Linked DNA regions of Homo sapiens: region 2 is linked to region 1. Evidence: chromatin loops called from intact Hi-C (ENCODE). Cell type or tissue: B cell. All regions are shown on one strand.

The links. Peaks named below come from ENCODE experiments on the same cell type or tissue, not always from the same donor. Only the 100,000 strongest peaks of a DNase experiment are listed, where the experiment ranks them.
Region 2: a loop joins it to region 1, with 4 times the contacts of the local background. A loop is called at or near these places in 3 of 110 quality-filtered maps.

What each region holds. Positions count from the first base shown.
Region 1 is chr2:181,490,879-181,498,878 of GRCh38, reverse strand. It overlaps ITGA4 (integrin subunit alpha 4), which reads right to left. Exons shown (of 28, transcript NM_000885.6): 11 at 5,460-5,554; 12 at 4,067-4,157; 13 at 3,463-3,508; 14 at 2,942-3,096; 15 at 102-256. Among named protein-coding and RNA genes, the nearest start is that of ITGA4, 37 kb to the right of the region's middle. In B cell, no CTCF peak of the experiment used is centred here; no DNase peak of the experiment used is centred here; H3K27ac peaks cover 1,484 bases.
Region 2 is chr2:179,971,787-179,979,786 of GRCh38, reverse strand. It overlaps CWC22 (CWC22 spliceosome associated protein), which reads left to right. Exons shown (of 20, transcript NM_020943.3): 6 at 1,469-1,597; 7 at 5,985-6,153; 8 at 6,541-6,594. Among named protein-coding and RNA genes, the nearest start is that of CWC22, 32 kb to the left of the region's middle. In B cell, no CTCF peak of the experiment used is centred here; no DNase peak of the experiment used is centred here.

The DNA.
Region 1 (8,000 bases):
CTTTTATCTACATTTTATAAAAAGATACCAATACAATAAGTTGCTCTCTATCAACAACGTTGAAGTTCACATATTCATTAATAAAAAATAGCTTACATTACCCGCATAAATGCTTGATGTGTTCTACAGTTAGCTTCTCTGCTGGACACCTGTATGCTTCCTGTAATCACGTCAGAAGTTCCATTAGAAGAGAAATAGAATCTTGGTGGAGACTCTGCCTTTCTGTTCACATCCAAACTCATGTTATAAAACAAAACTGCAAAAATATAGAGAATTGCAATTAATCTAATTACTGAAATACATCTATTGTTATTTTTGAAGTGATAATAGTTAAAGTTATATGGACTACTGGAAATAATATCTGGAATTCTCTTTATTAAACAGCTTTTTAAAGACTAACCTGAAATATGAAAGAGGGAACAATTAAAAATACAAATTTTAAAAATTGCTTTTATAAAGATTTATGAACTTTCCTCTAGGTTTCTATTAACAACATTAAAATCTTTAGTTATTTGCTTAATCTTTATATAAAAATTTCAAAAATATAAAAATTGTTGCTAATAAAAGTCTTGCATGTTTCATATTCCTTTTTTTCTCAGAACATTGACTAAGGAAGTATAGACACAGCACTTTGCTCAAATGTCACTTGGAATAATTCTATCTTATGTGGTTATATGACTAATTTTATATATGACTTTTTTATATTTTAGATTTGTTTCTGATTTGAAGGCTTTTTTTTATACATGAAGTGAACACATGATTAAGTCAAATCTATATATACGGTTTTCTTAAAAATGTCATCTTTCCAGTCTTATGCCCTGATTATCTGTCCTTCCTCTGTGTGTTATTGGTTTCTAGTTTGACCTTCCAGTGTTAATTTGTGCAATTTTTAAAAAATTCTCTCAATAAATATTCTAGCAGTTTGGCAGGGTTTATTTCAAATCTGAAATAGTAAATATTCATCTGCTCATGAAGATCTCCAAATTTGAAAGAAAAAAAAAAGGAAAAAAGAAAAAATTAACAAAAACGTCCAAGCCAGATCTTACCAAGAAAGTGAGAACCATTTCATGAATCTAAATGAGTTCTTTGCCATGCAAGCTAAATCTAATAGTCTGCTGAGGTGTCACTCACTACATAGAGGCAATAATTCATAAGTGATAGTTTAAAGAATTTATGTAATTCTTGACATGTTCATTTGTATTTTAGGAGTAACACTTCCAGAAGAATTTTACCTACTTTTTTCAAGGAAACATAAGCATAAAATCTATATTACTCTTTACACATTTCAAATAAATCCTTCAATCATCTTTTTAGTTGGAAAATAATGAAGTCCAAGCCAATTGGATTTCAAAATTATAATAACTGAGATTCAATACCTCAGAGAAATAGCACTGCAATTGATATAGCTGTCTACAAGTTCATTGCCCTGAGTTCAGAAAAAAAGTAAATGAAAAAGGTGAAAAAAAATCCACTATTAGTAAGAGTTAAAATGTCCTGGTTTTATTAAACATGCTTGCCATGTGAATTATTTCTCCTGGGAGTCATTTTATGATAATTATAAGGTATGCTTCTCCAATAATGTGATGATTATTTATGTGTTTCGTATGTTTGTCTTCAACTATTTTTAAAAATATCTGGTCACAATGGAATTGTTAGTAGAGGAAACACTAGTTTTATGTAAAAGGAAAGAGCGTCATCTACTCAATGTGTGTCTTTCAGATTATCCTTCAGCTTGTCTGTGTTACTGTGTAATTTACTCTGTGGTCAGGCTCTCAAATTGCCATTTTCCAATCAATAACTAGATGAAGGCTTGTCCACCCTCTTATTACTGTAGCTCTGGCCATGACTTTTCCAGGACACTATTAAAAATGAGTCTGATCTAAAGTAGAGATGCCAGGCTCATTGTGTACCTTTCAGGTACAGGCTCATTGTGTACCTAATGCATACTAAGACCTCTATTACATATCCATGGCATTATTTAATAAGTATGTGGGCCCTTCACGATGTTTAGATAACAGCAGCCTGCAGGGTCATGAATACAATAAACTCTTGACAGGTCCTAATAGGGGATCATAAACGTTGTGAATTATTAATCTCTAAATGATATGCCCAGATATGCTCTTCTCCTACCACAGGCTCATTTCACTAGTAGTTATTCTTATATTAGCCTAAATAAAACATAATTAGGAACATTAATCTGCTAGCAAAAATACTTATAAAGTCATATATACATGATTTGGGATTCCCCACCACAATATTTTGGATGAGCTATATCAATGATACTTTCTCCAGAGCAGATAATTGAGAGTTGCCTATACAGAGGGACATAGGTGACGGTTCTTAGGAGCTTGTAGTCGCAGTAAATTATTAACAAGCATATTATTTATAGAAATCAGAATCAAGTCTAGCTTCTTCAATTTTTTTAATATTTATTTTTATGGTTATTATTTTTTTGAGACAGGGTCTCATTCCATTGCCCGGGCTGGAATGCAGTGGTGTGATGACAGCTTGCTGTAGCCTGGACCTCCTGGGCTGAAGCCTCAGCCTCCTCAAGTGCTGGGATTATAGACATGAGCTACCATGCCTGGCTTTCCTCAATTATTGACACTTGATAAAATGTCAATTTTATCCAATGTCAAGAAGAAAGAGATTTCACAGGTTAAGCTCAGTTGGTTTACCTTAAACTAATATAGCAAGTGATACTATGTCCTTTGCTTCTCATAATCTCTAAACAACTACAGCCTTCTAATGTGCCCAACTCATTGGTTAGAACAACGCAAGAATCTGGAAGATGGAGAGGAAAAGCATGCATCAGGTAGCTTCTCTCCCCCGCTCTAAAGAAGATCTCCGTGGTGAAAACCGGTGAGGGCTCCAAGCAGGATTGTGGGATTAATGAATGAACCGCACCCCATCAAGCATTAATATTGTAGGGCATACCCACCAATGTAACCTGGAACTTCCTTGCCCTTATATGAGAAACAAAGTGTTAGATCTATGCACACAGAAGGCCATCCATTTTCAACACAGTCAAATTTCGTTCTATTTACTGACTCAGGGTGGCTTAAAGAAGCGTCAACAATTACTACAGGTCTTGTCCTGAGAAGGAAATAAAAGTAGCAATGTTAATTGCAGAATTATTTTTCCTTAAGGAGAGAAATGCGTTTGTTTTTTCAGTTTACATTCACCAAGTAATTTCATGAGTCTTATTATGTGTGTACATACTAATTACATTTCTGTGCACAGGGCAAAATAACTTTTTATTTAAATGTCTAAAAATATTGACTTTGATGATTTAATTATATCTCTGTAAGGTGAAAAAAATACCCTAAAAATCAATAATTAAGCTTCAGAATACCAAAAGAGCATCATGAGGTCACTACCACTGCTGATTTTAAACACCACCTCCCATCATTTTACAATTAAACCAAATTGCAATTAAGCAGTGAAATATATCAGTCTTACCTTAGCAAGACAGCAGAATCAGACCGAAAAGCACCAACTGCTACATCTGGAGGATAAAAAACAACACAGATTAATGATCATCATTAGTCAAAGAGAATTATTTTTCAGCCATAAATACTTAACTACGTATCACCTTTGACTACCTAAAACACTATTTATAGAAAATTAGAGAATATATGCTAACATCTTACGATTCTTTCCACTTTTCTCTGAATCTATTCATGTACAACATTCATCCCATTATGATATATCATAAACTTTATGACAAAAACAAGTTTACTAAAACAAAATTCAATTTTTGGACTAGAAACATTCACTCAAATTTTTCTAAATAAAAATTTTCTTTCTTTTCCTCATATATTTGATTTTCATGAGTGCTTTCATGTTTTCAAAAACACAGACTATAACATTGTGTAACTAGCACTGTTAAGCTGAGGAATTACTTGATCATTTTAGGAATGAATTAAGGAGAACTTTAAAAATGAAGAAAAAAAATTATCAGTAAGATGAAGTCTTTCATACCAGTTTTACGTACTTCACTATAAAGCAGTATCTATGATAGAGCTTATTCCAATTTATAAATTATGATAAACTAATTACTCACCTACATAGCCATTATTATCTGCATCAATTTGTCCTGATATAGACTGTCCAAACATACTTAACGATTTGCTGATCTGAAGTCCTTCAATTCTCTGAAAAATAGGAAAGTTGAGTGGGAAGTAGTTTTTGAATACTAATATACCAGAGAAGCAATGATTTAGCTAAATAATGAGCTTTCCCAGGCATGCCTTGGCACATCTACTAACAAAGCTGCATTTTAGTTAAATCAAATACTTCTAAGGGTGACAAAATTTTTCCAGCTTGAAATGAACAGGTGACATTTGTGACTAAAAAAATTTACTTTGCGAGCAAAGGGAAAATTATGCTGTACAGATTTTCTGAAATAGTCTTTACTCCCTCTCAAGTCTTTTAGAGGTGGGGGTCTCACTATGGCACCTGGGCTGGCCTTGAACTCCTGGGTTCAAGCAGTCTTCCCAGCTCAGCCTCCTGAGTAGCTGAGATTACAGGTGTGTACCACCATGTCTGGCCTCCTTAGGTCTCTTCAGGCTCTCTATTTACTTCCTTGCCCAACATGAATAACTAAATAAGAATTTGTAAAACAAGATGTCTATAATCACTTAGTGGAGCCTATGACTGAGGCTTTTGATAAAAGCTGACTTTTTAACAAGAACAACCCTAGCCAGATATGTACTTTCTATTCCACATATCTAATTTCATGTTCACATACAGGTTTATAAATATTAAGCTGATATTCGTGCTAAGAAAATTAGTTTTTTTACTAGACAAATACATTTCTTTTATGTCAATTACAGAGAACCATTTGCTCATTTTTCTAATCAAAAATAACTGTGCCAGCTAATATTTCCATGCAAATATCAAGGGAAAAACTTTTCTTCTCTGCATATGAATGTCATTTTTTTTCTAGGCACTGAAATGCCATGATTTTTCAACATACAAAAGTGAAGTCAGAGTAAGATCCTGAGACATTATTAAAGTGCTATCATCTTACTACTCAACAGTGAAAAAAACCCAGAGAATCATATGTGTGTTTGATCTCCCTGTGCAATCTTCACAAAATATGGGGCTCTAGCCACAAGGCCAAGACACAGTTAATCAAATCCAAATGGGCATATTTTAGAATCATATGGATATTACCTCAGAATGCAATTTAATGAAATACAAAGAGAAATCTTTAATGGGCTATAGACAAGCTAGGGTGGAAATGAACTACAACTCTTATTTATGGAGAAAGGGAGTTTGAAGAGTTATTAATCCCTTAAAATAAGATCATTTGCCACTATAAGTAAACGGTGAAATAAAGTGTTAAGTATTTGAATGAGAAAATTAAGAAAAATAAGTCCACATAAACCCTGGAAGTTTTAAGGATATGCATTATAACCAATGCTTCTTTTGGAAATAGAATAGTACCTTACCTGTGAGAAGGTTGACGAGATCCCATCTGCACGGCCATTGTAAATATAAATAGCACCTTGCAAGTCATCTTCTTGTGGAGCTCCGATAGCAACATCTATCCAATAATTTAAACAATGGAAAAATAAATTCTTGATACAAAGAATGCAACTTCGAAAACTAACCTTATGAACCTTAATTCATATCACATAAGAAAACTCTCTTTTATGAAAAATAACAGTCTTCTCAGACAGAAAAAAATAAAATACTATCATCATCATATACAGGATTGCACACAATAGTTTGCACATGGAAGAAAGCAGAGTGGAAGCATCTGAGAGGCAGTGTAACAAAATGATTAGAGCGCGGGCTCTACAGCCAGACCACTGGGGTCTGATCCGAGCTCTGCCACTGGGCACTGCCACACTAGGTTGGGCCCATTTCTTAATCTGTGTTTCAATTCCCTCACCTATATAATGGGATCATAATAAAAACCACTCTCAGCATAAAAGGATATGACCTATGTAAAGTGCTTAGAGCAGTGCCTCGCATGTAATAACCTCATAATCTATGAATATTTGATCATAAGAATTTTTATTTTGGGAGTCTAGACTTACCTTATTTGCAAAATGACTTTTAATTCCTATTCCAATGAAAATGATTAAGGTATCTGTTAGAGATATCTGCACACACAGACACACAGGATTTCAGAAAAAGGATTTGTTCTGTAAAATAATGATTTTATCACCTTTCTGTATTATTGATAATTATGTCAGACTATGATACCAAGGGAAAAAAGATCTGATCAACTAATATAAGAAAACCTGAGTAAATGACATGGTTGCTTAAATGCTATAAATATATAGCACAAAGGAGAAAAATAATATTCTACAGTTGCAAGAGCATTTCATTATTTTACCAAGTATTGTCTATTTATGCATATATTTACTTATATGCAATGGTTTATTTAATAGAAACCTAAAGTAGTTTGTCTTCATGATATTACTTATTACCATCAAATTGAAAATCATTTTATCAACTATAGTGGTAATTTTGGGCTACTATTTCAATGAGGATAAAAATATCTTTGATATATAACTCCATGCTAAACAATGTAAAATTTTAAAAATGCAAAAGCTTTTCTATTTTCAGTTAAAAAGAAATGGTAGACACCTATATTTACTTTGTTTAGACATACAAAGGCTAGCCTCTTTTGACTTGTACAAAGTTTTTCAAACTTTCATATACAAATATGCCCACTCATTTATTCATTCATCGGACAGCTAGTGAGCACCTACTATATTCCAGGCAATTGCCAGGAGCTGGCAAAACAGGGCAGTATCACAATAGGAAACTCATTGTCTAGTGGGGAGGAATGGCAAGTAAGAATAGACTAATAACACAGCATATGAGGAGGAAGTGGTGGAAATTAGAAAAGGCTTCTCATAGAAAATGATGCCCAAGATGAGATTAAAGTATCCATAGGTCATAGACAGGTGAAGAAAAGGGGAAATGCAATTTAGAGGCAGGGAAATGCCTGTGCAAGGGCAGGGAAGCAATAGGCAGCATGGCACATGTGAAGAATGGCAATTGGTTTGGAATAACTGGAGTCAGATTTGTGCAGAATATATACATACAGGAACAGAGGAGCAGGAATGGTAAGGAAGAGAAAGAGGAGGAGGAGGAGAAGAGGGATGTGAGAAGAAGGAGTGGGGAAAAGTATTTTATAGCCATTGAAGGGAAGACAGCAATTTATTTTAATCAGGGCTGGGTTTATACTTCCACCACTGTGGTTACATCTCTAGAATTTCCTATATATTGATTCTTCATAACACATGAAAAAAATAACAAGCCTTGGTAGTGAAGTGGTTGATGTAATTCTTTTTTTTTTTTTTTTTTTTTTTTTTGAGACGGAGTTTAGCTCTGTCGCCCAGGCTGGAGTGCAGTGGCGCGATCTCGACTCACTGCAAGCTCCGCCTCCCGGGTTCACGCCATTCTCCTGCCTCAGCCTCCCTTGTAGCTGGGACTACAGGCGCGCGCCACCATGCCCGGCTAATTTTTGTATTTTTAGTAGAGACGGGGTTTCACCGTGTTAGCCAGGATGGTCTCGATCTCCTGACCTCGTGATCCGCCCGTCTCGGCCTCCCAAAGTGCTGGGATTACAGGCGTGAGCCACCGCGCCCGGCGATGTAATTCTTACAGTACCTGTTATTAGCAAGAGTGATCTAGATTAAGGCAAATATTTAGGAAAAATACAGATGAGCCTTTTCAGCCAAAATATTAAAAAGGCCCAGATAAATTTTTTTCCATACAGAGGACACTTGGGTATATTCAATCTCTGGCTATCACATATATAGATTCAGACTCTTCCTGGATTACGCTTGGATCTGTTATATAATAAAGTTCTAGCTATCATTATTCAAATGAGAAAGATATGTTTTGAAATATATACAATAAATGTTTTCCAAGCCTATGCAACTTAATTTGGGACACAATATACAGAACATAGGTATTTAATGATTGCTTTTACTTCTTATCTGAACATTTTATTTCATTCTTTTAGT
Region 2 (8,000 bases), 1.5 Mb after region 1:
TGCATCTTGTGTCTAGAGATAGTGGAATACCAAAAGGTTGGAGTTATGAAACAGTGGAATAGTCCACCTTGGGTACAGGCAGTAAGGGGGTACATAATTTATAGAGAATTTAGAAACAAAATAAAATTAACCGCAAAGTGAGTCTGTTTTTTATCCTCACCATGCTAGCAATACTAAACAATATCAGTGATACAATACTCGTTCCCACCAAGAACTGCTCTCACCAACCTTCCTTGTACCACTCCAGAACAGGGATTCTTAACCTACAAGCCCCTCAAGAGGTCCATGAATAGAATTCAAGCAATCAGTCCATGAATGTGTTTGGGGAAAAAATTGAATCTTTATTTTTACTCATCTCTAAAGTTTAGCTTTTGTTTTTTTCTTTTGAGAATGTAGGCAATAGATCAGAGTATTGACAGTCTGTTACAGGTATTTCATGATACGGATTATGGCCATGCTACTTAGAAATTTAAGTAGTTATTAAGCATACTGCCAGTTCTTGTTTAATGTGTTATGAAGCACATAGAATATTATATCAAACTTTTGTTCTTCTCATGTTTCAAAAACTGAATTTTAGTATGATTAGTATCCTTTGTAATCCTATTCATTGTATATATCATCCCAAAAAGTCTACTGATTTCACCAGACTTCCCGAGAGAGACATGTATGGAAGAAAAAAGGTTAAGACTTCCTGCAGCTGAAATCAGATTCCACAGAAAAGCAGTTACAAAACCCATAGAACTGTAGAGCATTGAAAGATCTTAGACATTGTCCAATTCAACCTAAAGAAACTCAATGAGGCCAAGTAATTTCCCCAAAATCTAGGGTAAAAAGCAGTACAGCTATCTAACATTCAACTGGTATAGCTGTAGGACTACTACATCAACATAGAGATTGTCTTTAAAATACACTGAATGGTAGGTAATTCAGCCCCATGATTTCATGTGACTCCCTTTTCCTGTAGTTACCATTTCTTTGTGGCTTAAAACATTTAATTTTGTTGTCTCTGTCATCTTTTTATGAGAAGGGACATACAAATTTTTTTTGTGGCTTATATTTGGGTATTTCATGTTACCATTTAAATTTTTTTAATTGCATTTATTTTAAAGGTTTCCATTAAAGACAAGTTTAAATCAAGCATTATATGTAAAATAAGCATGTATTGAATTTGACTAATAAATTAAATGTACTAGGCATAAGAACAAAATGTTATCCTTATATATCCTTACATAATCTTATTGTATTATTAAAGAAAAATGGTGTATACTTAAGCATATGTATAGAAAATCAAATATGGTTCAGGATATAATCTATTTATCCTGATAGGCATCATATATTTTACTGTACTTGGGGGTCGTTTCATGAAAATAATGTCAAAAATTAAGGAGCACTATGTAGTTTTTATGTTCTTATAGCTTCTTATTATTGTAATTAAGTTTTAATCTTTATTAAAATCACTTCTTTTTAGCTTAGCATACCAGAGGATGAGTTGGGAGGCCCTGAAGAAGTCAATTAATGGCCTTATCAACAAAGTCAACATTTCCAACATAAGTATTATTATTCAAGAGCTTCTTCAAGAAAATATAGTTAGAGGAAGGTAAGTATTGGCTATTTTATTTGTAGTATTTCTAAGTATTTTTTCAAAGGAATATAATATCTACATGAACAATAATCATTGATTTATTGTGCTACTTCATTTCAAAGGTCATTGAGAATATTTATTTAAAATGCAGGACTTATAAAAATATAGACTGCTAAGAAATAACTTGTGCCTTGCTGTTAGAGGTTGTATGGAATTTTTGCTTTTTGAGAAGCTTTGATTTCACATAATGGTTTTTGCAGACATTTACTTAATGCCTCCAGTAATTTAAACTCATGAGGAATAACGAATGTTAAAATATACTACCTCAAACTAATTTAATTTTTTATTTCTTTTTTAAATTGACAAGTAAAAATTGTGTATATTTGTGGTATACATCATGATGTTTTGATATATATGTACTTTGTAGAATGACTAAATCAAGCTGTTTAACATGCATTCACATGCCTGTCATTTTTTGTGGTGAGAACACTTAAAAATCTACTCTGTTTTCAGCTTTCAAGTATATAATATATGGTTATTAACTGTGGTCAAAATATTGTAGAATGGATCTCTGGAACTTATTCCTCCTGTCTAACTGAAATTTTGTGTCCATTGACCAACATCTAAATTCCCCCAACCCCCAGCCTCTGGTAACCATCATTTTATACTCTGATTCTATGAGTTCAGTTTTTTTTAGATTCCGCATATTAGTGAGGTCATGCATTATTTGTCTTTCTGTGCCTGGCTTATTTCACTTAGCATAATGTTCTCCAAGTTCACCTGTGTTTTCCCAAATGACAGGATTTCCTTTATGGTTGAATAGTATTCCATTATACATGTATACATTTTCTTTATCCATTTATTCACAACAGACACTTTAGTTGTTTCCATATTTTCACCATTGTGAATAATGCTGCAATAAATGTGGGAGTGCAGATACCTCTTCAACATACTGATCTCATTTTCTTTGTATATATACCCAATAGTGGGATTGCTGGATCAAATGGTAGTTACAATAAAAAAAAATTTTTTTTATATTGATTTATTTTAGAGATGGGGGTCTTGCTTTATTGTCAGGCCGGAGTACAGTGCATGGTCATAGTTCACTGCCCCCTTGAATTGCTGGGCTCAAGGAATTCTCTCACCTCAGCATCCTAAGTAGCTGGGACCGCAAGCACTCACCACCACACTGGGCTAATTTTTTAATATTTTGTAGAGAATGAGGTCTTGCCATCTTGCCCAGGCTGGTCTCGTACTCTTGAGCTCAAGCAGTCCTCCCGACTTGGCTTCCCAAAGTGTTGGTATGACAGGCGTGAGCCACCGCACCTGGCTGGTAATTCTGTTTTTAATATTTTAAGGAACCTCTATACTATTTTCATAATGGCTGTACTAATTTATATTTCTACCAACAGTGTACAAGCATTCTCTTTTCTCCATGTCCTTGGCAACACTTGCTATTTTTCATCTTTTTTATTACAGCCATTGTAACAGTTGTGAGATGTCTCATTGTGGTTTTAATTTGTATTTCTTTGATAATTGGTGAGGTTTAGCATTTCATATATATATATATGCTATTTGTACATCTTTTGAAAAATGTCTGTTCTTGTTTGCTCATTTTTTAGATTGGGTTATTTGTTTTCTTACTATTGAGTTGAATGCCTAATGTGTTTTGGATATTAACCCCTTATCAGGTGTATGTTTGCAAATGTTTTCTCCCATTCTGTAGGTCATCTCTTCACTCTGTTGATATTTTCCTGTGCTGTGCAGAAGCATTCTAGTTTTATGTAATCCCATTTGTCTCTTTTTGCTTTTGTTGCCTGTGCTTTAGGGGTCATATCCAAAAAATCATTAACCATACCAGTGTCTCAGAGCTTTTCCTTTGTATTTTTCTTTTAGAAACTTATAGTAGTTTCACAGTTTCAGGTCTAATGTTTAAGTCTTTAATCTGTTTTGCGTTGATGTTTGTATATGCTGTGGGACTAAGGTCTATTTTCATTCTTCTGCATCTGGGTATTCTGTTTTCTTGGCACCATTTATTGAAGACACTGTCTTTTCCCTATTGTGTCTTCTTAGCATCTTTGTCGAAAATCAGTTGACTGCCAATGTCTGGATTTATCTCTGGTTTCTTTGTTCTCTGTAGCTCTATGTGTCTGTTTTTATACTATTGTCATTCTGTTTTGATTACTATAACTTTGTAGCAGATTCCAGGTCAGGGAGTGTGATGCCTCCAGCTTTGTTCTTTTTGTTCAAGATTGCTGTGGCTATTTGGAGTTTTTTGTGGTTCCATGTGAGTTTTAGGATTGTTTTTTCTATTTCTGTGAAAAACGTAACTGGAATTTTGATAGGGATTGAGTCCAGTCTGTATGTTGCTTTGGGTACTGTGGACATTTTAACATATTATTTCAGTCCATGGACATGGGATGTCATGCATGTTCTTCCATTTTTTCATCAGCAATTTGTAGTTTTTAGTGTACAGCTCTTTCATCTCCATGGTTAGATTTATTCCTAACTTTTTTTTTCATAGCTATTGTAAATGGGATGTTTTCTTGATTTTTCAGAAAGATAGTTCATTGTAAGCATATGGAAGCACTACTGATTTTTGTATGTTGATTTTGTGTCTGCAGCTTTACTAAATTAGTTTATTAGTTCTAACAATTTTTTGGTTAAGTCTTTAGGGTTTTCTATATTAAGATCCTGTTTACAGCAAACAGGCTTCTCTATTTTTGATTTGGATACCTTTTATTTCTTTCTCTTGCCTAATGGCTCTGGCTAGGACTTCTAGTACTATGTTGAATAGAATTGGAAAGAGTAGGCACCCTTTTCTTATTCCTGATCCTAGAGGAAAAGCTTTCAGCTTGTCACCGTTGAGTATATTAGCTATGGGTTCGTCATATATGGCCTTTATTCCAATTTAATTTCTAGTGAGAGTGAAATGGGAATGTGAGAGAAATGGGAAAGATGAGCAATACATTTTAGAAAAGCAGAAGGGAATCACCGTATTCTATAAGAATATGTGGCTTTAAGCAATTGGTGATATTTAAAAGGGTCAGAAAATAGAATTACTCCATGTTGTATTTATTATTTTAAAATCTGAGGGCTGTTTTCTCATGTCATTTTACATGACTATGATTCATCTTTAAAAAAATATGGAATGTAGTGGCCAGGCACGGTCGCTGTAATCCTAGCCTGTAATCCTAGCACTTTGGGAGCCTGAGGCAAGAGGACCACTTGAGTCCAGGAGTTGCCTGGGCAACATTGTGAAAACCTGTCTCTATGAAAAATACAAAAATTAGCTGGGCGTGGTGGCACACAGTAGTCCCAGCTCCTCCGGAGGCTGAGGTGGGAGGATTGCTTGAGCCCAGGAGGCAGAGCTTCCAGTGAGCCAAGATCGCCCCACTGCACTCCTGCCTGGGTGACAGAGTGAGACCCTGTCTCTCCCCAACCTCTCCAAAAAAGGTGGGGGTATAAAGTAGGAGCAGCAAGTTTTAGAGGTAGAGAAAGTTGATCAAGAGACAGCCATTATCCTCAAAAGTGGGCAGAGATCTCTCCAATTTACTTAGAAAAAAAGTAGACTTAGAAGAGTTATGGATTGCTAAAGATACTATAATTTATAAGCTGCATCCTTTTTCTTATTTTCCACTCTAGTGATTCAGTTGTCATATCTAAAACTACCATTAAGACTTTTTTTCCTGACTTTTGGCAATCCAATAATTACTTGTCATTACATTGCTAAAAGTAACTTTAGTTTGCCCAATTTGCCTTTCCCCTTCCTCATCAAATGCATATAGAAACATGACCATTTTCAAAATGAGTTACAAGTAGGTACCTTTTAATTTCCTGTTACTGTTTTAGCATTAATCTGGCATTGCTTTTAATTCGTTTCTTTATTTCTCACAGGAGTATTCCACATCTTCATTTTATTCTACTAAAATTAGACTTAAAGATTTAAACCCAAATTTGTCTTTAATCACAAAATTAATTTTATAAAAATGACAGATCTGTAGTAGAAACTTTATGTTATCTACCTTTTATACTTTTGAAGCAGGTCTGCTTTTGTTTACTTTTTAAAAAATGTTAAAGAAATTATTTATATGAACCTTTTTAAGGTTCAAATTCATGATTAGATATAACAGACTGGGAAAAGAGGAATTATATGTAGAGAGAAAAATTTTGGTGATAAATTGCAGTAAAATCTTCATTCTATTTTACAAAATCACAAATTCACATTTCGTTTTCTGAAAAACAATTTTTATTTATTAGTAAGACAAACTCTTTCCAGTTAGTTCTGATTTAGATTTTATGATTACTTATAGAGAAATATTACTGAATTTTAATAGTTTTTGTTTCGTTTAATTAATTTGGTGATTATTGTTGACTCCTTTTTAAATTCTTTTTTAAACAGAGGACTGCTGTCCAGGTCTGTTTTGCAAGCACAGAGTGCTTCTCCAATCTTCACCCATGTTTATGCAGCATTAGTGGCAATTATCAACTCAAAATTTCCACAAATTGGAGAATTAATCCTCAAAAGGTTAATTCTTAATTTTCGAAAAGGCTATCGAAGAAATGACAAGGTATATATGAATGGCTTGTAAGTAGAATGATACATAGGAACAAACTAACAAACCAGTATCAACAAAAGTAAGCAAGGTTGATTTTGACACAGCTACATAACATAATGCTTTTTAAAAACTGTCTTTCATGAGAACTTCTTTGATCTGTTAAATATCCCTGGCCACTATTGATGAGCCACAAAAATGATGGCTATAACTGTAGAACTATAACTATTTAACCAGAAGGGATACTCTTTCATGTGTTTTATTTTGTAACTTTCTTATAATGTAAAAATTATACTTGTGTGGTACATGTTTTAAATAGATGATGTTAGTAGGCCATAGATTATGTAAATAAATGAAAATTGGGTTTAGTTTATAGGTTAACTTTCCACCTTTATTTTTCAGCAACTTTGCCTGACTGCTTCAAAATTTGTGGCGCATCTTATTAACCAAAATGTGGTAAGTAATTATCTTCAATACTTGGTCCCATTCAGTGGCATTAGACCAGAGGGTTGATGCCACTTCACTGATACCTCTCTATTTTTGCTTTGCTTTATAGTCCTTGGGATAAAAATGTTGGATGATATTTTCATTTTAAAACTATAATAAATATATTTAATGTTCTTTTTTTTTTTCTTTTTTTGAGATGGAGTCTCACTCTGTCGCCCAGGCTGGAGTGCAGTGGCACAATCTTGGCTCACTGCAAGCTCTGCCTCCTGGGTTCACACCATTCTCCTGCCTCAGCCTCCCGAGTAGCTGGGACTACGGGCACCTGCCACCACGCCCGGCTAGTTTTTTTTGTATTTTTAGTAGAGACGGGGTTTCACCATGTTAGCCAGGATGGTCTCGATCTCCTGAACTCGTGATCCACCAGCCTCGGCCTCCCAAAGTGTTGAGATTACAGGTGTGAGCCACCACGCCTGGCCATATTTAATATTCTTTAATATAACACTTTGATGCTGATCAAAACACTTTAGATATTTATCAAATTAATCTGACTTAATACTGTACATGGTTACTTGACTGCAAACCATTCCTTTGAAGAACCATTCCCTTCATTTTTATAAAACAATAAAGTTGGTATCTCCTCCACTTCATTCCCTGCTGTTCATGAGAATCTAATAAATATCTGATATTCTACAAAAACCTCTATTCCTTGCAACCACACAGGTATAGTCATATATTTTTAGAATCACTTGATAGAATAGAGTTGATCGATTTTAATCTGTTTCAAATGCAGGTAATTTTATCATGCTGTTATTCAGTTTGTGTTTATTTTATATTCATTATTTGATGGTTTTGATTTAGCTTTTATTTAACCATGAAAATGCTAAAATTGTCCTTGCTCATACTCAAAAGTTTCCTTCAGATATATATTATCATTTCCAATTTAATATCATGTATAACAGGAAGAATTTTAAAGTCATGCTTAGTCTTATTTCACTAATATTAAATATTTTGATTCTTATTTACATGAAAATTCTTTCACTCTTACAAATCTTTTAGATTTTGACCTAATTAGTCATCATATTATTACAGTGATAACTTGCTACTTAAGACCATGGAAACTTAATTTCACATCTGTAACCAGAGATATATTTCCGTTTTTAAATGTGTATTACACTTAGACTAGAGATTTTTGGCATTGCCATGAAACACTCGATATGATAAATTTTTTGCATCTTCCAGCTGTGGTACAGGGCAGTATTTTCTTGTCACTGACCTAAGACTGTTTGACACCCCTCCTCCCCTAGTAAAAAGAAGTAGTGGGTGTCTTTGATGTTGTGCACAGCTGGAAGAAGATATCTCCTGAGTTGAGATTTAGACTTCTTTCCTCACCATCTTAAATCACTGTCTGACTTTAG